Linked DNA regions of Homo sapiens: region 1 is linked to region 2. A link is a loop called in an ENCODE intact Hi-C map of the cell type or tissue named here. Cell type or tissue: endothelial cell of umbilical vein. All regions are shown on one strand. Links, peaks and the distances in the headings refer to the core of each region. The heading gives the core; the rest is flanking DNA. Region 1 overlaps EPHB6 (EPH receptor B6). Region 2 has its middle 120 kb from the start of PRSS1.

Region 1 (8,000 bases), core at 1-8,000, 230 kb after region 2:
TTTAATGAAAATCTTCTAACTTCCAATACAGGGTGGCTGTTGGAGGAAGGGAGGAGAGTAAATGAAGAGAAAGAACTGGAATAACCCCTTGCAGAAAAAAAAAAAAAGGGTAAGATTGACCCAGAAACACCCTCTGCCCCACTTCTAGGAAGGAGAGCTGTGAGAAATGAACACAGAGACAGGGTCACACAGGGAGTAGGCACGAACACTCCAAGATGGTCAAATGTGCACCGGCTCAGGAGAGGCAGTATGCAACCTGGCTTCTGTCCCATGGTGGGTGCTGGGGCGATTGGAGAGCTGTAGGAGGAGACACAGACACGGGGTCAGCTTTTGGAGCTTGGGCTGTATATGAAGAAACACTTTCTTCCCACCTGCCTCTTCTGGTCTTGTGTGTCTCCTCAGGAAGCAAGCTTAGCTGTACACCCTGAGTCTTGCAAAAGCTGCAGCCCCACCCAGGAGCAGGGTGGTGGCTGGGGCGATGGTGGACGCCCTGAAGATGTCCCATGGCTACTGAAGGGGCTGCCCAGTTAGGGAACAGAGTGGCGGGCATGGTGTGTAGCCTATGGGTGCTGCTCCTGGTGTCTTCAGTTCTGGCTCTGGAAGGTAAGAGGGAGGGGAGACAGGAGAACCCAGACCTGCCATAGAGACCCAGTGAAAGGGGGAAGTGGGAAAGATTTAGAAAAGGTAGATAAGAGTGAAGACATCAATAAAGGGAAAGGCATGGTGAGGATAATGAAGACCCACATCAGATTTGTCAGAGAAAGGACCCTGATGGACAGCTGTGCTCCTGCTGGCAAAGACATGGGCCCGGGTGGGGCATTCTTTTGTTCGCGGTGGGAATAGAGTAGGGGCTGGCAGTGCTGGCTGGAGGCTTGGCCACTGTGTGCCCCTCTTATTTCTGGGCAGAGGTATTGCTGGACACCACCGGAGAGACATCTGAGATTGGCTGGCTCACCTACCCACCAGGGGGGGTGAGTGCCACTCTAATTCTGAACCTGAATCCCTTGGCCCTGCCCCTCCCTGTTCCCTGGAGAGTGGAATTCATGAAGGAAACCCTGGGTGAGGATTATGGGAAAAGGATCCCTCCCTCTAGAGCACCAAGATTTCAAGGTATCCTCTATCTGCTTTGCTTGTCATTAATTTTAAGTCTCAGTGGAAGAGATATGTCCCCTTCCCTATAACCTCTACCTCGCCGTGCTTAAGCCCGGAGCCCCTAAAGCTTCTCCTGGCCCTTCCTGCAGTGGGACGAGGTGAGTGTTCTGGACGACCAGCGACGCCTGACTCGGACCTTTGAGGCATGTCATGTGGCAGGGGCCCCTCCAGGCACCGGGCAGGACAATTGGTTGCAGACACACTTTGTGGAGCGGCGCGGGGCCCAGAGGGCGCACATTCGACTCCACTTCTCTGTGCGGGCATGCTCCAGCCTGGGTGTGAGCGGCGGCACCTGCCGGGAGACCTTCACCCTTTACTACCGTCAGGCTGAGGAGCCCGACAGCCCTGACAGCGTTTCCTCCTGGCACCTCAAACGCTGGACCAAGGTGGACACAATTGCAGCAGACGAGAGCTTTCCCTCCTCCTCCTCCTCCTCCTCCTCCTCTTCTTCCTCTGCAGCGTGGGCTGTGGGACCCCACGGGGCTGGGCAGCGGGCTGGACTGCAACTGAACGTCAAAGAGCGGAGCTTTGGGCCTCTCACCCAACGCGGCTTCTACGTGGCCTTCCAGGACACGGGGGCCTGCCTGGCCCTGGTCGCTGTCAGGCTCTTCTCCTACACCTGCCCTGCCGTGCTCCGATCCTTTGCTTCCTTTCCAGAGACGCAGGCCAGTGGGGCTGGGGGGGCCTCCCTGGTGGCAGCTGTGGGCACCTGTGTGGCTCATGCAGAGCCAGAGGAGGATGGAGTAGGGGGCCAGGCAGGAGGCAGCCCCCCCAGGCTGCACTGCAACGGGGAGGGCAAGTGGATGGTAGCTGTCGGGGGCTGCCGCTGCCAGCCTGGATACCAACCAGCACGAGGAGACAAGGCCTGCCAAGGTGAGAGCCCACTCGTCTTGCACTTGCCCGACACCTCCCACCCACCCCCAGCCTTTGGGCTCCTCTCTGAACACCCCAAAATTCATTTTATCTGCAAAAGGTCAGGAATAAGCCATCTTAGGAAAGGACCCTGATTTTCCCTAATTTTATTTCTTAAAGCACTCAAACTTACTATCACCCACTCATCTGAAATTTCTGGAATCTTCTGGAGCCTTTCACAGCAATTGCCTTCTCCTAAGTCTTCAGGCCTGAGAAGCGATGGAGACCAAAAGGAGTTTAGCTCCAGCTCCAGGGTTACTATGGAATAGAGTCCTTTGGTTCCCATTCGCCCTTCTGTTGGGAGGGTCCCTGCCTCGCTGGGCCAGGTGACAGGGACGCAGGTAGAGGAAGGCAGTGGATGGCAGCTAGGGAGAATGACTGCAGCAGCAGGCCTCCGCAGAGGGAGCTTATGCAATAAGCTGGGAACACCCACATCTGGCACTGGGCCTGTCTGTAACCCCCACTGCACCTCACTTTCTCCATCCATGGAAATGCAATTCTGTCCCAGCAATTGGCAGAAGAAATCTCTGCCTGAGGGAAGAGAGGGTGGGGTTCAGTCTTGGAAGAAAAGGAGAACCAGCTCTGGGGAAGAGAAGGCTGCGAGGATACCTGCCTGCTGTGTGTTGGGAGCTCAGGGTGGGTGGACAGAGCGAGTGTGACGCCCCCACTCTCCTCTGCCTCCTCAGCCTGCCCACGGGGGCTCTATAAGGCTTCTGCTGGGAATGCTCCCTGCTCACCATGCCCTGCCCGCAGTCACGCTCCCAACCCAGCAGCCCCCGTTTGCCCCTGCCTGGAGGGCTTCTACCGGGCCAGTTCCGACCCACCAGAGGCCCCCTGCACTGGTGAGTTCCTCACCCAGCCCTGCAATGGGAAAGAGACTTGGAGAGGGGCCAGAAGTGGGGGTAGCAGGCAACACTGGGGGCTCTTTGCATTTGGAGTGACTTGTTTTTCCCCTATTTTCTTGGCTTCCTCCCCTCCCTGTCCCCACCCCCTTCTCTCCCTGACCCATCCTTCCCTGGGCCCACATCCTGCCTCTCTGGGCTACCCCCACCCCACGCTCTTCTGTCTCCTTCCCTCTCGGCCACCCACCCTCCCCTGGCTCCTTCCTTCCTCAATCACCCCCACTGCTGCCCTCTTGGCCCTTGGACTGCCATATCCTCCGGCCCCCCAGGTCCTCCATCGGCTCCCCAGGAGCTTTGGTTTGAGGTGCAAGGCTCAGCACTCATGCTACACTGGCGCCTGCCTCGGGAGCTGGGGGGTCGAGGGGACCTGCTCTTCAATGTCGTGTGCAAGGAGTGTGAAGGCCGCCAGGAACCTGCCAGCGGTGGTGGGGGCACTTGTCACCGCTGCAGGGATGAGGTCCACTTCGACCCTCGCCAGAGAGGCCTGACTGAGAGCCGAGTGTTAGTGGGGGGACTCCGGGCACACGTACCCTACATCTTAGAGGTGCAGGCTGTTAATGGGGTGTCTGAGCTCAGCCCTGACCCTCCTCAGGCTGCAGCCATCAATGTCAGCACCAGCCATGAAGGTGAGCTCTTTTCCTTGGCCTTCAGGATCCCCTGCCTCCGCTCCTTTGAGCCCCCTTCCCTACTCCTGATCTCCAGCCTGGTCCACCCCTGCCGCCCTCCCCTCAAGGCTGATCCTGCTCCCAGGGACTCCTATCCCCATAATAATTTTCCTTTTGCACTCTAGTGCCCTCTGCTGTCCCTGTGGTGCACCAGGTGAGCCGGGCATCCAACAGCATCACGGTGTCCTGGCCGCAGCCCGACCAGACCAATGGGAACATCCTGGACTATCAGCTCCGCTACTATGACCAGGTGCGCAGGAGGAGTGGGGGTTCCGCAGTAGGGCTGGTAGGAGCTCATAGGCCTCACAGTGGGGCCCAGAGGTGACCAGGTGCACAGGAGGAATGAGGGGTCCGCAACAGGGCTGGCAGGAGCTCACAGTCCCCACAGTAGGGGCCAGAGGCTGAATGGGCAAGGAGAGGTGCCCAGAAGTGTGCAGCACTGGGCATGTGTCTGAGAGCCCTGTCAACCAGGGAGGGTGGCTGGGGGCCTTAGGGGCAGAAGCAGGGGCAAGAGGGGGCCAGGCAGGGAGTGAGTGGCTGTTACCCCCAGGCAGAAGACGAATCCCACTCCTTCACCCTGACCAGCGAGACCAACACTGCCACCGTGACACAGCTGAGCCCTGGCCACATCTATGGTTTCCAGGTGCGGGCCCGGACTGCTGCCGGCCACGGCCCCTACGGGGGCAAAGTCTATTTCCAGACACTTCCTCAAGGTGAGCGGGGGTCAAGGGCCAGATGGGCAGGTGAAGGCCCAAGTGGGTAGTGAGGAGAGGCCCAGGGACTGTCCGGCCTTGAACCCTGGCCCCGTGCTTCCCAACCAGAAGTTCTGTGGGAAAGGAGAGTGCCTTTTGCTCAGCAGCTGACCTAGGGGCTACTCGGGGAGGTGGGGAATTGTAGGGGTATGTATGCATGTTGAGTGTGGATATAGGAGGGCTGTGGGGATGTGTGTGTGTGTTGTGTGTCCCTGGGTGTGGATGTGGGAGGGCTGTGGGCGTGTGTGTGTGTTGTGTGTCCCTGTGTGTGGATGTGGAGGGCTGTGGGGATGTGTGTGTGTGTTGTGTGTCCCTGTGTGTGGATGTGGGAGGGCTGTGGGCGTGTGTGTGTGTTGTGTGTCCCTGTGCATGGATGTGGGAGGTTTGGGGCATGCGCGTGCATGTTGTGTGTGCCTGTGGTGTGTGTGGGTGCCTGGGCACATGAACAAGCACCTGTGAGAGACCTGGCCCACCTGTGACCCTGTCGGCTGGTCCCCCAGGGGAGCTGTCTTCCCAGCTTCCAGAAAGACTCTCCTTGGTGATCGGCTCCATCCTGGGGGCTTTGGCCTTCCTCCTGCTGGCAGCCATCACCGTGCTGGCGGTCGTCTTCCAGCGGTGAGTCCCCACCCCTGCCCAACTCTGCCCAGCACCATTAACTCCACAGCCAAACCTCAAGTCCTGCCAAGTCTGGAGCCCCCTGCAGAAACCTCACACTGGTGCTCCTCCCGTCAGCCAGCCCCTGCCCTGGGCCCCACGTGGAGATGGGCAGGAGGGCCAGGCTGTCGTCCCCCCTCCACAGACCGACTAAAGAGCAGTCTGGAGGGTGACAAGGGGGCAGCAAGGGGGTGGAAATGGGAGCGTCATCCCCAGTCACCGTTTTGTTCCTCAGGAAGCGGCGTGGGACTGGCTACACAGAGCAGCTGCAGCAATACAGCAGCCCAGGTGGGGATGAGGAGAGGAAATGGGTGGGGCTGGGGAACACATGGGTGGGGCACATGGCAGGCAAGGCTGGATCCCCCCAAGATTGGGGGAGCTCCTTGGCACAACCTTCTGGAGGTAAGTGGGCATGTCTGGGGTGCGCGGGCAGCCCTGCCTTTCACAACACGCTCATAACATACTCCACACCCCTCCAGGACTCGGGGTGAAGTATTACATCGACCCCTCCACCTACGAGGACCCCTGTCAGGCCATCCGAGAACTTGCCCGGGAAGTCGATCCTGCTTATATCAAGATTGAGGAGGTCATTGGGACAGGTACAGCAGGGCCAAAGCAGGGATCAGAGCGACGGGGCTCCCTTGTGGCCTCCGCTGGCCAGAGTCCCATCCAAACACAGCAGGACGCTGTGAGCCTTGATCCCCACCCCAACCTACACCTATTTTCCCAGGCTCTTTTGGAGAAGTGCGCCAGGGCCGCCTGCAGCCACGGGGACGGAGGGAGCAGACTGTGGCCATCCAGGCCCTGTGGGCCGGGGGCGCCGAAAGCCTGCAGATGACCTTCCTGGGCCGGGCCGCAGTGCTGGGTCAGTTCCAGCACCCCAACATCCTGCGGCTGGAGGGCGTGGTCACCAAGAGCCGACCCCTCATGGTGCTGACGGAGTTCATGGAGCTTGGCCCCCTGGACAGCTTCCTCAGGGTCAGTCCAGCCTGGGTGAAGGAGGAGGGTCCTTGGGTCCAGGAAAGCTTCCAGGAGACGAGGTCCTGTATCTTTGCTTCTTACCACCCCACCTTCCATGGTCTCCGTCCTTCCTTCCCAGCCATTTTCTGATTCGACACCCTCCCGCTCTCATGCTGTTGTCTGCTATGCAGTATGTTGAGGTCTCCCCCTGTCTCCGATCACTGACCTCTGCCCCCTGCCCCTTCCCCTCAGCAGCGGGAGGGCCAGTTCAGCAGCCTGCAGCTGGTGGCCATGCAGCGGGGAGTGGCTGCTGCCATGCAGTACCTGTCCAGCTTTGCCTTCGTCCATCGCTCGCTGTCTGCCCACAGCGTGCTGGTGAATAGCCACTTGGTGTGCAAGGTGGCCCGTCTTGGCCACAGTCCTCAGGTGAGAGCACAGCCTTGGGGACACAGCCTGGGGCCTTGTGGCATGCCCCAGCAGGTGCTGGGGTCGGGGGTGAGCTGGAATCTGGGGTAGGTACCTCAGCCGGGGTGTCATAGTCCCTGAAAGGAGGGAGGCTCTCCTGTGTGATGGGGAGATGAAAGCCTAGGCGACGGGGTTTGAGGGATTTCAGGGACCGAGACAAAGGGGATGAGGGAGGGGAGGAGACCTGCAACAATCTAGAACTACCTCCTGCCCTTCCCCCATTGTGGAGATTACACAGACTCCAGAGTCAGCACAGCTGGGTACAAATTCTTAACACTCTGCTCTCCAGCTCTGTGACCTTGGACAAGTTCACTTTCTCTAAGCTTCACCTTCTGCTTCTGTGAAATGGAGATAATATCATCCACCTTGGAGGGTTGTTATGAGGATTAAATGAGATGCTTGATGTAAAACCCTTAACATATCTGAGCACATAGTAGTTGCTCCATAAACGTGACTATTGCTTCTGCTTCTGTGAAATGGAGATGATATCATCCACCTTAGAGGGTTGTTATGAGGATTAAATGAGATGCTTGATGTAAAACCCTTGGCATATCTGAGCACATAGTAGTTGCTCAATAAACGTGACTATTACTATGATTATTACTATTTGCTTTTGACTTTACCCCTCAGGGCCCAAGTTGTTTGCTTCGCTGGGCAGCCCCAGAGGTCATTGCACATGGAAAGCATACAACATCCAGTGATGTCTGGAGCTTTGGGATACTCATGTGGGAAGTGATGAGTTATGGAGAACGGCCTTACTGGGACATGAGTGAGCAGGAGGTGAGCACTGACCTAGACACTGCTGATTTCCCACCCCGATCCCTCCCAGGTTGGAACATTCTAGGACCTCCATTCTCTACTCCGTTTGTATTCTAAGATCTCATGGCTGTTGGATTGCCATATCTTTGAGTTCCTTCTCCACTCCAACCTCATGCTCCACCAGATTCCAGCCCACCCTCTTACCCAACAAAGTACTCCCCTCTACTAACAAAACTTCCCATCGTCATAGTCTTCCTCTGACCCCCAGGTACTAAATGCAATAGAGCAGGAGTTCCGGCTGCCCCCGCCTCCAGGCTGTCCTCCTGGATTACATCTACTTATGTTGGACACTTGGCAGAAGGACCGTGCCCGGCGGCCTCATTTTGACCAGCTGGTGGCTGCATTTGACAAGATGATCCGCAAGCCAGATACCCTGCAGGCTGGCGGGGACCCAGGGGAAAGGTCTGGAGCTTGGGGCTAGAGCCTGGGAAAGCCAGGGAGGGTAGATGCAAACCTAAAGAAAACTGAGGAGAGGGGCTAAGATGAAGAGGAGACCTTGACCCTGCTTGCCCCTCCCCTCTTAGGCCTTCCCAGGCCCTTCTGACCCCTGTGGCCCTGGACTTTCCTTGTCTGGACTCACCCCAGGCCTGGCTTTCAGCCATTGGACTGGAGTGCTACCAGGACAACTTCTCCAAGTTTGGCCTCTGTACCTTCAGTGATGTGGCTCAGCTCAGCCTAGAGTAAGCAGGGAGTGGTGGGGTGGGGGCGAATGCTCCAGG
Region 2 (16,359 bases), core at 3,290-11,289:
GTACTTAGTATGACCTCCATTACAATAGAATAAATTTAATTATTCTCACAACCTCAACAGTGATTAACACGGAAACATACAAGCTAAATTGAGAAATATTATTAGAATGTTTAGAATTAAGTCCCTTTATATATGAGGGAAATTGTCATGAGATACACATGAGGTAACTATCTCATTTAGAAAATGATGAAGTGGCTTCAACATGATTATGAAGAAACATTGGACTTCCAGCCGAGGCACTGGCCTGTGCTTTATCAATATTTATGGTAGTGCCAACCTGTGGGTCTAGTGATTAACAACCATGAGTTGTCTTGGTGTTATTACTTTGAGGATATGAAACAGAAGCAGCAAACAGACTCCAATGCCATTCATTACCTAAACCTACACTCCTTTCCTTATAGGAAACTCACTTAAGTCATTACAATGCTTTATGTCTCAGTGTATCTTTAATAAATTTGGAAGTTGAATTGGGAAGTCTTTAGGCCACTTTAGGCAATGTATGGGTTTTTTGTTTTCTTTTGATATGGGGTCTCACTCTGTCACCCAGGCTGGAGTGCAGTGGCATGATTTCAGCTCATTGCAACCTCCGCCTCCTGGGTTCAAGCAATTCTCTCCCTCAGCCTCCTGAGTAGCTGGGATTACAGGTGTCCACCACCACGCCTGGCTAATTTTTGTGTTTTTAGTAGAGATGGGTTTTCACCATGTTGGCCAGATTGGTCTTGAACTCCTAACCTTGTGATCCACCCGCCTCGGACTCCCAAAGTTCTGGAATTACAGGCGTGAGCCACCTCACCCGACCTGTATGGTTTTTTGACAGGCAGAGATGGACGTAACATCAGTCATGGGCAAAGATTACCACCAGGGGGCAGACTAGGGCATCCTTGGGATTCTGTGATCAGTCATCCCTCCTCGCTGGTGAATGGAGGCAGTGGTCACAACTCTCCCCAGAGAAGGTGGTGTGAGGCCATCACGGAAGATGCTGCTGCTTCTGCTGCTTCTGGGGCCAGGTATAAGCCTCCTTCTACCTGGGAGCTTGGGTGGGCATGTGCGTGTGTTGGCATGGTCAAGTGGTGGCCAGCAGGGTTGCAATGTGGATTGTTTATGCTCATCGAAGGGAGAGGGAGAGGCCCTGCTCTCTAGAGGTGTAAATGGTAAGGTGAAAGCCGCCGGTCAGAGGAGATGGGGGATTATGGCCCTAGGGAGATGACGGGAAGATTGCACAAAACAAACAGGACTCTCCAGGAGCTGGGAGCACAGGGAGGGAGTGAGGCTCAGCTCTGCCTGGCGTCCTGTCTGACTCGGCTCCCACTGGGCTCTCCTCTCTCTCTGGCTTCTGTCTCAGCAGGCTCCGGGCTTGGTGCTGTCGTCTCTCAACATCCGAGCAGGGTTATCTGTAAGAGTGGAACCTCTGTGAAGATCGAGTGCCGTTCCCTGGACTTTCAGGCCACAACTATGTTTTGGTATCGTCAGTTCCCGAAACAGAGTCTCATGCTGATGGCAACTTCCAATGAGGGCTCCAAGGCCACATACGAGCAAGGCGTCGAGAAGGACAAGTTTCTCATCAACCATGCAAGCCTGACCTTGTCCACTCTGACAGTGACCAGTGCCCATCCTGAAGACAGCAGCTTCTACATCTGCAGTGCTAGAGACACAGCGCCAGGAGGGGATCAGACACCGCGGCAAGAACCCCTGCAGCTGCCCTCCGCCCCAGCGGGCCCCCTGAGTGCTGAGAGGGGAAGCGTGGAGAATGGAAAACCACAGCTTTCCTGACTGAGACATCTGGGAGTGTGTGTGCAGGGGGTGGGGCGGGGGGGAGGGGGAGAAAAAGAAAAGAAGCACTGTGAGTGTGGAGTATGGAGGAGGTGTAGTGTTTGAGACCCACGAAATGGCAATAGAGTTGGGCCTAAAGTGGTCGGCGGACATGGAAAGTTCCCTGAAAATTATAAAACCTGGAATTTTGCCCTGACTCTGCCACATTAGTCATGTATTCTTGAATAGATCTACACATAATCCTAGAGGTAGATATGAAGACAGTTGTATAATCACTGTGTATTTCCTATAATAAACTTCAGCGATTGGCTTTCTTGTCATCATGCTGGGCTCTCAAGACAAAGATAACCAAGAGGCAGCCAAGTAGAGAGTTATGCATGAATACGTTACCTTAGGGGAGGATAGCAACAGCATTGAATAGCATTCACTCCAAATTTGTGTTCTGTCCTCCTTAGACCAGGCCACCAAAATAAAATCCTATCACATTTCCTGTAAATGTTGAACGCCATCATGTTCTCCATGGTGTTTCGGTTGATGAATGAACAGAGTAAGACTCGGTACAAAGGGAGGGGAGCACCCTCTATGCCTAGGTACACACCATACGGAATGTATCGCTAGGGAAGGTGCTGGTGAGCTGGCTCCTGGGAAAGGTGTCAAGGGGAAGAGGGGGCAGAGGTACCTAGAAGGAAGACCTCAGACAACATGGCTTGTCTACAGAGTTGGAAAGTTCTGCCAGTAGTTAGAAGACAGTAAGTGGAACAGTGAAAATCCTTTCCTAGGAGAAACCAAACATTTACATTGACCACAAATCTGTATGAACCAACAGAAAATGAGCAAAACATATGACCATACATTTAATAGAATAAACATATATGACTAATAAACATATAGAGATATTTCACTTCATTGATGATCAGGATAATATGAAGCAAGACACAATGATACATAGTTTTATATCCACTTGATTAGCAAAATATAAAAAGTTTAGAAATATAAAATGTTAGCGAGGGTATGGATTCATAGGATTACTTATAAATTACTGATGGGAGCATAAGTACTATCAACCATTTGGAAACAGTTCAGCATTATCTCGTAGTTGAAGATTCCTATATCCCATAACTCAGCAATTCCACTCCTAGGTTTACATCAGGAGAAGCTCTTGCATACACATATCAGAAGACATAAATAAAAAAGTGTTCTTCACAGCACCAAACAGTAGAAAAACATGGCACCAAGCCACATATGCACTGAGAAGAGTGAATGAATAAACTGTGACATATTCATATGAGTCAAAATGAATGAACTATAGTGAAGAGCAAGGTTATAGGTGAATCTTAGCAATATAATAGCAAATGTAAAAACTAAGTCTAATGAGATTATGCAAAGCATAATGTGCTTTTCATAAAGCTAAAAACAAGTCAAGAAAATAATTTTCAGGACTAAAATATATTAGAACAAATTATATTGAAAGGAAAGCAAAGATGAGTTGTATGCTGGAGCCTACTTTATCAGCTCATGGGAGCTGACTGTATACATTTTTCCCAACTCCAGTTTTAGTGACATCATTTTGTTAGCTTGAAATTGGCCATAGTGAGGGTATTTACACTACAGAAATTAGCAAACACAGCAAATTACGGTTTGCTTTATTTTCCTCCAGACTTAGCTGTCAACCCTTTACCCTTTACCAACACACTACTGGCAGGGAATAATAATGACCCAAGTTCAGGATTTTTATAAGGCTGGGGCATGGCAGGAAATAGAATGAGAGAGAACTATATGGCTATACATTGAAATATTATCAAGGTCTATCTTGCATAATGTTGAGGAGGAGAAGTTTTACAAGTTCCTATTATGTTTTTTAAAAATATTCATTGACAAGCAATGCCTGTGTGTTATGAACCACAGGTTAAGATAAATAAAATTGAATGCATATAGCATCAAAAAGAAGAGAAAACAAATAAATGAATAGATTAGAGTTCTTACAAGAAAAGGATCAAGGGCATTTTATAGTCAAAACCAGGAGTGAAATAGCAGTGGCTTAACTGCTACCATCCTCATATAGATATCGGCTGCTGAATTAATCACAGCGGACAACCTACCACCCAACAGACCTGGACCCTTGTCAACCCTTTGCAACACAGAACAGGGGTTTAGACAATAAGGGTGAACGTGAAAGCGTGGAGATGACACCTGGCCCCTGACCAAGGTGGAACTGACTGGAACAAGATGGGAGCCAATTCTGCAGTGAACACGCTGCTGCTTTTCGTCTCCGCTATGACCGTGTGTTGCTGGTGGTTAAATACCCCACCTGGGTTCAGTCACCTCAGACTGTGCCATTGCCACTGATCTCAGGACCCACTTTAGTTGTAGCCTTTTACTCTGTTAGCGTTTTCAGCCTGGAGAACAGAGCTAGTAAAATACTTATAAAATATTCCACTGCTTCACTAACGGCATGGAAAAGACAAGAGCTTTTAAGGCTCTGGCATGAAACAGGGAGACAGTGGTTACATTCCTATTTCACGCAGTCACTATTTCCGTCTACGTTAAGCTGAGGAGTGTAGTGTTTCGGTGACATTTAGCATGGAACGCTGCTGGGTTCAGACCTGACATTCCCAAACCAGCTGACTGTCAAGGACACAGCCTACTGCCTACCTATATTACCTTAGGAAACGAGACAACAGCATTGAACAGCATTCAGTCCATATTTGTGTTCTGTCTTCCTTGGACAAGTACCAACAAAATAAAATCCTATCACATTTCCTGTAAATTTTGAATGACATAAATTTTTGATTAGCAATTCTTTTTGAAGTGTTGAACTTTTTGTTCTGATTTTATATTCTACTCTCTGTGCTTTGTTGTATTTAAAATCAAGTTCACCTTTCAGAGGCAGTGATGGGTGAGGTAAGAGACAGACTCTTACATCCTCCTCCCCAACACACACACACACACACACATACACACACACACACACACACACACGGAGGCACTGTTTTTCCCAGTAATGGAGAAGCCATGGGAAGAATTTCAGAGGTTTCAAGGGAGCTAGGGTCGTCTAATTCCTCTATATCCTTGGATATCCCCATTCTTAATGTCAAAAATAATCTCTCGAACTGGTTTCCCAGAGTCTCAACCCATTTGCTATAGTACATGCACCATCTCAGGTGTCCAAAGATGAATATTTGATAAGCTACTTCTCAACTTCATACCTCTGCTGCTGTTTTTCCATTCTGGAATGTGGAAAGCAGTGTGACTCCTATTAACTGACCAGTAGTCAATTTTAACTACCCATAAATATGTGAGTGTCTTTTATCTGTAATCTCCTATCTGGTGCCATTTTTGAAAACCAGTTAAGACTCTTTTATCCTAAAAAATGAACTATGTCTAATTTCTTGAAAGTAATTATTGATGAAATACTCCCTGGAGAGTCTGAAGCCCCTGATATTGCATATTTAATTGTTATCCTCCTTTTAATAAAAGGTATAGGAAGAAATTTTAAATATTATTCCTAAATACCTTACATCAAGATGAGCTAGAGTTAATTAAGTGGGACGAGGGATAATGAATTCAAGGGCATTTAAGAAAGATTAAAGAACCAGTGCAAAATGTTTTAATCAGGAAAGAAATTAGTGTGTTTAATGACAGGAAAGAAGTCAGCAGAGTGACAGGAGCAGGGGGAGGAGGTGGTTGAGTACAGGGCAAAATTGAAGAAGGCAGGAAGGCACCAGACCACTCAGAACCTTACTGGTCAAGGTAAATGATACAGAATCCAACATAAAGCTTAATAGGAGACACTGAGGTTTTCAACATTTGACTTCTTTAGTAATCAGATTCGTGGCTGTGTGTGTATCTGTGTATTTAATCACCCTGGTCACAAAGTGAAGAAATAATGGACCATGCAGGGAAGGCAAAATGTTACCTCTACCCTCTTGCAGTTTTTCGGCTGGTCCTGAGAATGGAAGATTAACAGGAAGGAAAGCATACACATGTATTTAATACAAGTTTTACATCACATGAAAGCCCCCATAATTAAAGGAAGAACTGAATGTGCAGTTAGAGTTGAACATTCATATATTGAATTGGGCAAAGGGTCATACATTGTGGAAAGGTGAAAAAGTAAAGGGGCTTAGGCTAGGGTTGCTGGTTGAATGGCAAAGTGACTAGGAAGGTGAGGATTAGTTTAACAAGCTTTTTTTGTTACAGATTCCTTGGCCTCAACATCATCCCATTCTATCTTGGATGTTAAGAATATTCTTTTTTCCTGGTATAGATAAGACATCTTTTATATGGGAAGCTTATTCCATTTTTCAAGAAGAAAAGGGGAAGGGTCAGAGTACTCCTCTTATACTTGCTATTGTCTTTAATGCCTCTAGCTCAAAATATTCCTTATGCCAAAGTGGCATATTTTGGGCAGAGGGTTGGGAGGCTTATGCTGCCACCCTCCAGCAGTGTGAACAGAGTTGATGCGGAGGAAAAACTTAGCTCAGGCAAGCAGTAGTTTAGCTCAGATAATGATGATGGTGTTAGAAATATGGGGAAAATGAGACATTTAAAAGGAAGTAAATCAAAGGACTTGGCAATTGATTAGACATGAGCAGCAATATGCAGGGGGTGGTGGGTGGTGATTAAGAGAGACTGCTACACACAGACAAATAAGAAGGACCAAGTGGGAAGAAGATCAAGATTTACTTTGAGATTGGGAGTGCCTTAGGGACAGTAATCTAACCAGGAATATGCAGAGAGCAGTTGGATGTACAAGTCATGGACTCAGAAAATGGATCTGGATAAGAAGCACACCTTTGGGACATTTAGCATCACTGGAAGAATGAAAGTGCCTCCAATCCCTTGATATACAGTTTACAATGAAAAGATCAGAGAGCATAGGATAGCGGTTTAGGGAGCACACCTGCCTTGGGGGACTATAAAAGGTTGAGGGAGGCAAAATGCACTGATAAACCACCATCGGCATTAGACTAATGGCTGAATAATTGTGTAAGTAATTGCTAGTAACAATGCTGTGGAGTATGTGGCAGGTAGCACATCAAGTGCTGCTTTTTTCTTAATTTCGCTCTGATACCTGGAATGCCTTTTTGCTGCCTCGCTGCCGGGCGGGCCACTCCCGACTCAGGCAGGCCGAGGCAGAGCTCCGCGGGCATTGGATGAATTCGCTCCTTTGACCACTAGAGGGTGATGTGGATCTTTCTATAAAATATCTGCCGCTCATCAAGTGGGGACTCACAGCTTCACCGGATATTTCAGATGAGATGTTTAGGTACTGACTGACCAAAAAAATTGCAGATATCCTGGGAGGCCAATTGGTCTTTAAAATGGCAGGATCTAATCTTAACATTTTGTAATAACCCTTAGCGTTTACCCATATCTGGCACCTGTAGTTGTGTGATTTCTACACAGTTGATAAATATATAAATGAATAATACCGTGATTTCTATTCAACATTGTGCTGAATTTGCAACCAGTGAAACAAGGGGAAAAAGTTGAAAATGAGAAAGGAAAGAAAAATAAGTATTGGCGCACGACAAGTTTATTTATAGAGATTCAAAAGGGTCTAAAGAAGCAATGCATTATCAATAACAAAATGTAGTAAGTTTACTGAATTTAACATAAATATAAAACATTATTTTATTTTCACATACTACAAGCAGTTATGTTTTTTAACGAGAGACAATTTACAAATAATGATATAAAATAGAAAATAAACACCTAAGAACAAATCTATTAGATTAGCAAGACTATCATGCAGAAAACTATTAAAATTTTAGGGGAATCAGGGCCGCGCTCAGTGGCTCACGCTTGTAATCTCAGCACTTTGGGAGGCCGAGGCGGGCAGATCATGAGGTCAGGAGTTCAAGACCAGCCTGGCCAATAGGGTGAAACCCATCTCTACTAAACGTACAAAAAAATTAGCCAGGCATGGTGGTGCACGCCTGTAGTCCCAGCTAGTCCGGAAGCTGAGGCAGGAGAATGGCTTGAACCCAGAAGGCGGAGCTTGCAGTGAACCGAGATCATGCCACTGCACTCCAGCCTGGGCGACAGAGCTAGCCTCTGTCTCTAAATAAATACATTTAAGGGAATTATTTTAAAAGTTTGAAATAAGCCGGGCGCGGTGGCTCACACCTGTAATCCCAGCACTTTGGGAGGCCGAGGTGGCTGGATCACCTGAGGTCAGGAGTTCAAGACCAGCCTGGCCAACATGGTGAAACCCTGTCTCTGCTAAAAACACAAAAAATTAGCTGGACATGGTGGTGGGTGCCTGTAATCCCAGCTACTCAGAAGCCTAAGGCAGGAGAATTGCTGGAACCCGGGAGGCGGAGGTTGCAGTGAGCTGAGATTGCACCATTGCACTCCAGGCGGCTGGGCGACAGAAAGAAACTCCGTCTCAAAAAAAAAAAGTTTGAAATAAGTAAAGATATACAACATGATCATGAAAAAGTGAATCCAATAGTAAGGTTGTTTCAATTTCTGCAGTATTATCTATATATTCAATACCACAGTAATCAAACTACAAAAGATTTACTTTATGAAATTTGTCAAATAATCTACAACTAAGTGAAAAAGAACAAAAATAAGCAATATTTAAGAAGTACAAAAAGTGATGTGAATTGCTCTACCAATTATCAAATTATGTTATCATTTAGGATAATGAAAGAAGCGTGATTAAATAGGCAAATGGAAAACAGAAAATGAAAAATAGGCCCATGAATATACAGGAATTTCATATATAATAGAGGTGTTATTGAAGATATACGGAGGAATGATGTAATATACAAGTTATTCTGGAACAGGTGGTTATCCATACAAGGAAAGATGAATTTAAACCTTACTTCACAATATATGTCAAAATAAATCACAAGTGAATTAAATGCTTAAATGCAAAATTCAAAATGTTAGGAGTTTTGGTAAATAATAAGGATTATATCTTCATGAACTTGGGCTATGGAAGATTTTTTTTAACAAAGAATTAAAAAACATGTTTACCCCAAATAAAAGAATAATGCATTCTACTAAAGAAACCCAACAAAAAGTAGCACAAACAGAATAAAGACATACACCACAAATTGGAAAGATATTAGCAACACACATAGCTGACAAAGGTTGGGTATCCAGAGTCTAGAAAAAACTGTTACAAATAAATAATAGCTAATCAACCAAAAAGAAATATGGACAAAGGGCAGTTTACAGGCAACACTGGTGGCCTATAATATATCAAATATATTCAACCTCCTTAGCAACCAGAAAGAAGCAAACAAAAACTATATTGCACCATGAGATAATATTAACATACTAGACTGGCAAAATTAAAGGTATATTAAATAGCAAGTGTAGTCCTAGATGTGGAACATCTGAACACACTCATGAGCTGTTGGTGGGATCACTTATTTGGCTTAATCACTTTGGAAAGCATTTTGTTATGTTATGTAAAGTTGACATGTTGACTTGAAAACTCAGTCTTTACATTGCCAGGTATGGCAACAATCTTGCACCTAGAAAAGCAGAGACATGTTCGAGAATACAATACTGTTTGTAGCAGCACAAACACCCAGGGAAAAATTAGTGTGCATTAATTCAAGAATGAATAAATTCTAGCCAATGAATATAATGTAATACTAGATGGCAGCGAAAGTAAATTGTCTAGATTGTGTGTCAACGTATTATCACAGACCTAATGTTGAATGAAAAAATAACATTGTAGAAAATATATAAACTAGCTGATTCCTCTTAGATACATTTCAAAGACACACAAAATTAAATACTACATAATTTACAGATTCTTGTGTAAATGCTAAAGACTATAATGCCAAGCTAGTGAATGACAAATTTAAACTTCAGATTACACCTACCTGGGCATGACGGAGAAACAATGAGGAAATCTAAAAGAGTAACATGGACTGAGAAATTTTCAGCAATAATCTAACTCTTAAGCTGATTGGTTCAGGCAAAGGTATTCATTTTATTGCTTCTATATATGCATTGCATATTTGTCATAAATATTGTTCTGTATAGTTCAACATTTCATTATTTAATGTAGCCGGGCACAGTGGCTCATGCCTGTAATCCCAACAGTTTGGGAGGCTGAGGTGGGCAGATCACTTGAGGTCAGGAATTAAAGACCAGCCAGTGACATGGTGAAAGCCTGTCTCTACTAAAAATACAAAAATTAGCCAGGTGCGGTGGTGGGGGCCTGTAATCCCAGCTACTCAGGAGGCTGAGGCAGGAGACTGCTTGAACCCGGGAGACAAAGGCTGCAGTGGGCTGAGATCATGCCACTGCACTCCAGCCTGGGAGACAGAGCAAGATCCGTCTCAAAAATAAATAAATAAATAAATAAATAAATAAATAAATAAATAAATAAATACTTACTTAATGTAAAGCAGCTGCTATGTGATTTTATAAGTGTGTCAAAAGCTACTATTTGTAAAGACCGAGTTGTATGATTCCTTACCTGAGATGGAAGGGAGGGGAAGAAGCAAACTGACAAGTTAAAAAAGTAAATAGAGTGTAAATTAGTTCAACCATTGTGGAAGACAGTGTGGAGATTTCTCAAGGATCTAGAACCAGAAATACCATTTGACCCAGCAATCCCATTACTGGGTATATACCCAAAGGATTATAAATCATTCTACTATAAAGAGACATGCACATACATGTTTATTGCACCACTGTTCACAATAGCAAAGACTTGGAACCAACCAAAATGCCCATCAATGATAGACTGGATAAAGAAAATGTGACACATATATTCCGTGGAATATTATGCAGCCATAAAAAAGGATGAGTTCATGTCCTTTGCAGGGACATAGATGAAGTTGGAAACCATCATTCTCAGCAATCTATCACAAGAACAGAAAACCAAACACCGCATGTTCTCCCTCATAAGTGGGAGCTGAACAATGAGAACACATGGACACAGGGAGGGGAACATCACACATGGGGCCTGTCGGGGGATGGAGGGCTAGGGGAGGGATAGCATTAGGAGAAATACCTAATGTAGATGATGGGTTGATAGGTGCAGCAAACCACCATGGCATGTGTATACTTATGTAACAAAAGTGCACATTCTGCACATGTACCCCAGAACTTAAAGTATAATAATTTTTTAAGTAAATAAATGTATGAGTGATTTTACTTAAAAAAAATAGCAAAACAGTGAGTAACAGAAAAAAAAAAAACTAAAAGCAGGCTGAAACTTACACTATTTTTAACAGCTAAAACAAAGTCTGCCCTCCTACATTCTTTGAAATTGAAATGACTCTGTCCCATGTACAGAGCATCTACAAAGGCTATGGAAAGTGATCACGTCACAAGGAGGTTGCTGACGGGGGCTAGGAGAGTGGGTGAAGAAGCCTTACAGAAAAAGCTACCACTACGATTTCTTTCTGAGCCAACCATGTGCCTCAGACTTCTCTGCTGTGTGGCCATTTCTTTCTGGGGAGCCAGGTAAGGCCCTGTTCTGAACTGGTTGAATTTCAGTTCCAAGACTCTCTCCGGTGGCTGCAGTATCAAGCTCCCTCCTGCGCTTTTTCTACAGCTGCTCTCTCCTTCCTCCACAGGCTCCACGGACACCAAGGTCACCCAGAGACCTAGACTTCTGGCCAAAGCAAGTGAACAGAAAGCAAAGATGGATTGTGTTCCTATAAAAGCACATAGTTATGTTTACTGGTATCGTAAGAAGCTGGAAGAAGAGCTCAAGTTTTTGGTTTACTTTCAGAACGAAGAACTTATTCAGAAAGCAGAAATAATCAATGAGCGATTTTTAGCCCAATGCTCCAAAAACTCATCCTGTACCTTGGAGATCCAGTCCACGGAGTCAGGGGACACAGCACTGTATTTCTGTGCCAGCAGCAAAGCCACAGTGCCGAATGTTAGCCCTTCTTAGAACACAAACTCATTATGGACCCAGCTCAGGAAATAAGTGTGTAGCAGGTTGGTAGGCACTACGTAACAGAAACCCAACTTGAAAGACAATAAATCAGAAGGAAAAACTTGTAAATAACAGCTCTAAGTGAGCAAAAAACAAAGGGGGGTTATTTAAAACAACTGATGGGGACAAAACCCCAGGGAAGGGGCCAGAAGGCATAAAAAGCTTGGATTCCTCAGTGTTCAGCATATTAGGTAAGATATGCTAGGTTACCCTCTCTCTCTCTCTACATGAGCTTTATGGATTTCTAACAATCTTTATTTAAAGAAGGGGATTCTGTGCTTTTCACTTGGTAAAGTTGTGGGTGCACAAATAAGAATGACAAGCGGATCAACTGTGTCTTTCAGGTAGACCCTGATCTTCTGACCCAGCACATTTCCTTGAACTAGAGACAGACTCTAAAGGGCTTTTTGACTGCTTCTCACAGCTCTCCCTGCCATAGAAGCCTAGTGGGAACCATTAGCAATTCCTGCCCTATGGAATGTTACAATCACAAATTTTTATTTTTATTTATTTATTTATATTTATTTTAATTTTTTTTTGAGACGGAGTCTCGCTCTGTCATCCAGGCTGGAGTGCAGTGGCGTGATCTCGGCTCACTACAAGTTCCGCCTCCTGGGTTCACGCCATTCTCCTGCCTCAGCCTCCCGAGTAGCTGGGACTACAGGCGCCCGCCACCACGCCCAGCTAATTTTTTGTATTTCTTTTAGTGGAGACGGTGTTTCACCGTGTTAGCCAGGATGGTCTCGATCTCCTGACCTCGTAATCCGCCTGCCTCGGCCTCCCAGAGTGCTGGGATTACAGGCATGAGCCACCACGCCTGGCCAACAATTACGAACATTTTTAAAGCAACTCTATTGAGACATAAGATATATATGGAATATGTATGCAATAAACAAATCCAACTGCTGCAATAAAACACACCCGCATTTTAAGTGTACACTTCAACAAATTTTAACACATTTTTATACCCATGATGTAACCATGATGACAATCAAGATACAAAACATTTTCATCGTCTCAGAAAGTCCCTCACATCTCTTTATTGAGGTCTTGTTAATTTCTCTCAGCATCGCTTTGTATTTTTTATTATACAGATCTTATATATATTTTCCTAAATTTTATTTTAACAAGATTATAAATGTACTCAATAAAAATATTTTCTGCCAAGATTTCACGTCAGCCTAATTCAATTTCGTCTTTACATTTTTCAATTGACATCTCTACCTCAGTATGTTACATAAAAATACCTTCTCCAGAAATTGCATATGGTTTGGAGCAACCATATGTGAGCTCACAGCGTCAGCCTCATTCACCATGTGAACCAATCAAGTGTCAGTGCTGCTCTGTTTCCAGGTAAAATATACTTATTTACATGTATTGGAAAAGCTGTGAAATTTCTGCAAGGTGTACTTTAAGAAGAGATACATTTTGTTAATGAAAACATACCTATGCGTTAAGATTAATTAAAGGGAATATTTTGCAGTTAAGCACATGATTTGGAATGAGGGGTTGCAGCCCTGCTGGTCGAGCCTCTGAATTCCATTCTTGTTTCTCCCATAGGCCACCTTCATCAGGTCTATAGTTCTACAACACAGAGTGTCAGTAGTAGGGAACGTTGTTCATGTGAGTGCAGGGAATACTTGGGATTCTGTAGTTTCTGCTCAACTTTGCTGTGGACTTAAAATTGCTCCAAAAATACAATTCACTAATTTAAAAATGGATCCAAGTATTCAGATGGAGAATTACCATATTGGAGGCACGAAATGGGAACATACTGTTGAATCTGTTGCAATATAGGAAGAGTGTTTAATGACATAAACTTTTTCATTATTTACTCCTTTATCTAGGAAATAGGACACTATTTAACACTGACTACAATGAGGATCTTAAATACAGTAGAACTGTCTAAATTCCATCAATAAGAATAGTGCATATATTACCAATATTGGGATCTGAGGTGTCTCAGAATTAGTAACACATAGTACTGTAGAGATTATTTTAAAACATAGTGTGGAGATAATTTTGTGATTCCATTTTAGGAATACTATTTCTGATTACATGGTTTCTTAGCATAAAGCCTTACTCTTTCATGCAAGAGAGTATATACTATCATACTATGTCCCTGTAGTTTTCTATTCCAATAATGCTCCTCAGGAATAAAATATACATGATAATCATGATGATGATATGGATAATGATGAATATAATTGATAATGCAGACAGTATGTAGAAAGATAGATGATAGAATTTGTACCATGTTTCCAGGACTAGAACACAATCATGGTAAGTATAATATAATACCTGTTATAATTGAAGTCTGTAAACAGTCTAAAGAAGTAGTTTAAATTGTTTCCCTTGACACCTTGACAAATCTGCAAACTACACATATAGGCTAAGTACTTCCGAGGCTATATGAACGTTCTAAAAAACATTTCCTGTCTGTGGATTCCAGCATAATGCATATTCTCTTCTAAGGCAGAAGTTTTTAACCTGGGATCCGTGGACCTCCAAGGAGTGCAGAGATAAAATTCAGGGAATCAATAAATTTGAATGGGAAAATAGATCTTTATTTTAACTAACCTCCAACTGAAATATACCTTTCCTTCTATGATATAATGAGTAAACCATAGTAGTTTTAGTAATATCAGTGACAAAGTCAATGACAGAAATCACAGACATTTGCTTATATGTTGCATAGATGACAGTTGATATAAAAGTCAGATATTTTCATACCACGTTAAATGCAGTAAATATACTTTCATCACTATGTTGAAATCATGACAGTTTTCAGATTCAGCAGGTTATATTTCATTTAATGAAATTTAAAGGTGTTCCTATATTAATATATGAGAATTTAAAAAAATTGATATCTGCATTTCAAAATAATTTTCTATATTCTAGTTTATGCATTTAAAATGTTATTCTGAGATGGGGTCCTTAGGATTTACCAGTCTGACAAAGAGGTCCCTGGTACAATGTGAAGAACTCCTGGACACAGAATTAGATCCTCAACGCAGGCATGATTGACAACCTGAAGCCTAGACCTACGCATTGGAAACAACTATGTTGCAAGCATTCTTTCTCAGAGTTTCACCCACACTGCCGCACCTCTTAATGCTTCTCACTCTAAATAATTACTTTATATTCTCTTTCTGTCTCTCTCCTGCTCTTTCTTTTCTCTCTCTCTCTCTCTCTCTGCCTTGTTTTTCTTCTAGGAGGGAACAGCAACAGCTTCTAAACCCCACCAGCTTGCAACCAAAAGTTTCATCATGAAAGCATCTTTTAATTGCAGATAACCTCAGAAATAGAACAACATTTGTCTACCAAAACAAAAGCATTCATTAAGAAATCAGCTAGGATCCTATTTTTATTTACTAAAACTACTTGGAAGAACCCATGTTATACAATGAATTTACACTCATACAAATTTCTACTCAGTTGGAAAATGAGACTTTAGTCAGCTGGTACAACCCTATGACCATAAATGTCTCATTTCACTTGATACAGTATTGACTTCCTAACTTCCTGTGAATTAGAACTTCAGGTCCAGAAAGTAATAAGAGCAAACGCAAATCTAGTGTTTCTTATGTACTAAGAACTGTTCTAAATGCTTTATTTATGTAATGTTCATCACAGGTTTTGGGTAGTTACTTATTATCTCAATTTTACAGATAAAGTGAAATTGAAGAGATGCTCTGTAACTTTTCCAAGGTTACATAGCTGCGAAATGGCAGAGACAGGACTAAAGCCCATGCCGTGTCCCAAGTCCCTGCTCTAATCCATTGTCACAAGGGAAGGGGCGCTTCAGACACTTTGCTATTCCTAAAATTGCAGGAGTAGCCCCCACCCCATCTCTACTGTATTAATTATTTATAGTGAATACAGAGGGTGTAGAGAATCGGTTCTTTAAAAAACAAAAACAAAAACAAAACCACTAAACTTCCAAACCCCTTCTTGTGTTGAGTTGAGCACAGGTGCATGGCACTCTGTGTATGACTCTGACCAGGAAGTGAGGGATTGGCTCTTCTGACCATGCAGGCAGGCACTTGTCCATTTAGAAGGGATATAAAAAGCTTCTATAAGCAGAAGAGGAGGTGCATGTGACTTGATCGCTCTAATTCTTAGTCTCACCATCTGCAAAATCAGCTGTGAAAATCAGTCATCACGTAGCAATGACAAATTCTTTATATTAAGTCCCGGGGAGGGGCTAGATCTCAGCCCCTTCCCTTGGCCTCTCTCTCTCTCTTAGAGCCTGTGTCTGTAACTTCAGAGAGATTTTGTCGCTGCCATGGGGAGCTGGGTCCTCTGCTATGTGACCCTGTGTCTCCTGGGAGCAGGTGAGCTCAGCACACATCCAGGTGGTCAATTCCTATTCTGGGCTTGCCAGGCCCTTCCCTGGCCAGCACCTCCCTTCCAGGCATGATCTCCAGCCTTTGTCTCTTGGACCCTTGGATGCTGACATCTATCAGATGCCATTCCAGCTCACTGGGGCTGGATGGGATGTGACTCTGGAGTGGAAACGGAATTTGAGACACAATGACATGTACTGCTACTGGTACTGGCAGGACCCAAAGCAAAATCTGAGACTGATCTATTACTCAAGGGTTGAAAAGGATATTCAGAGAGGAGATCTAACTGAAGGCTACGTGTCT

What was found. Peaks named below come from ENCODE experiments on the same cell type or tissue, not always from the same donor. Only the 100,000 strongest peaks of a DNase experiment are listed, where the experiment ranks them.
Region 1: it touches region 2 in a loop (13-fold over the local background); 10 of 110 quality-filtered maps call a loop at or near these places.

The regions. Positions count from the first base shown.
Region 1 is chr7:142,862,725-142,870,724 of GRCh38, forward strand. EPHB6 (EPH receptor B6) reads left to right here. Exons shown (of 20, transcript NM_004445.6): 4 at 32-109; 5 at 403-603; 6 at 907-971; 7 at 1,242-2,025; 8 at 2,751-2,906; 9 at 3,236-3,592; 10 at 3,757-3,881; 11 at 4,182-4,344; 12 at 4,884-4,998; 13 at 5,273-5,325; 14 at 5,517-5,636; 15 at 5,768-6,015; 16 at 6,250-6,423; 17 at 7,093-7,242; 2 more. The coding sequence starts at 504. Among named protein-coding and RNA genes, the nearest start is that of EPHB6, 12 kb to the left of the region's middle. RefSeq lists enhancers at 3,702-4,235, 4,510-5,445. In endothelial cell of umbilical vein, for the core only: CTCF peaks have their summits at 3,761 (motif pointing left) and 3,969; no DNase peak of the experiment used is centred there.
Region 2 is chr7:142,625,751-142,642,109 of GRCh38, forward strand. It overlaps TRB, TRBV20-1, the pseudogene TRBV21-1 and the pseudogene TRBV22-1. Among named protein-coding and RNA genes, the nearest start is that of PRSS1, 120 kb to the right of the region's middle. RefSeq lists an enhancer at 6,803-7,097. In endothelial cell of umbilical vein, for the core only: a CTCF peak has its summit at 6,939 (motif pointing right); a DNase peak (open chromatin) is centred at 6,971; H3K27me3 peaks cover 140 bases.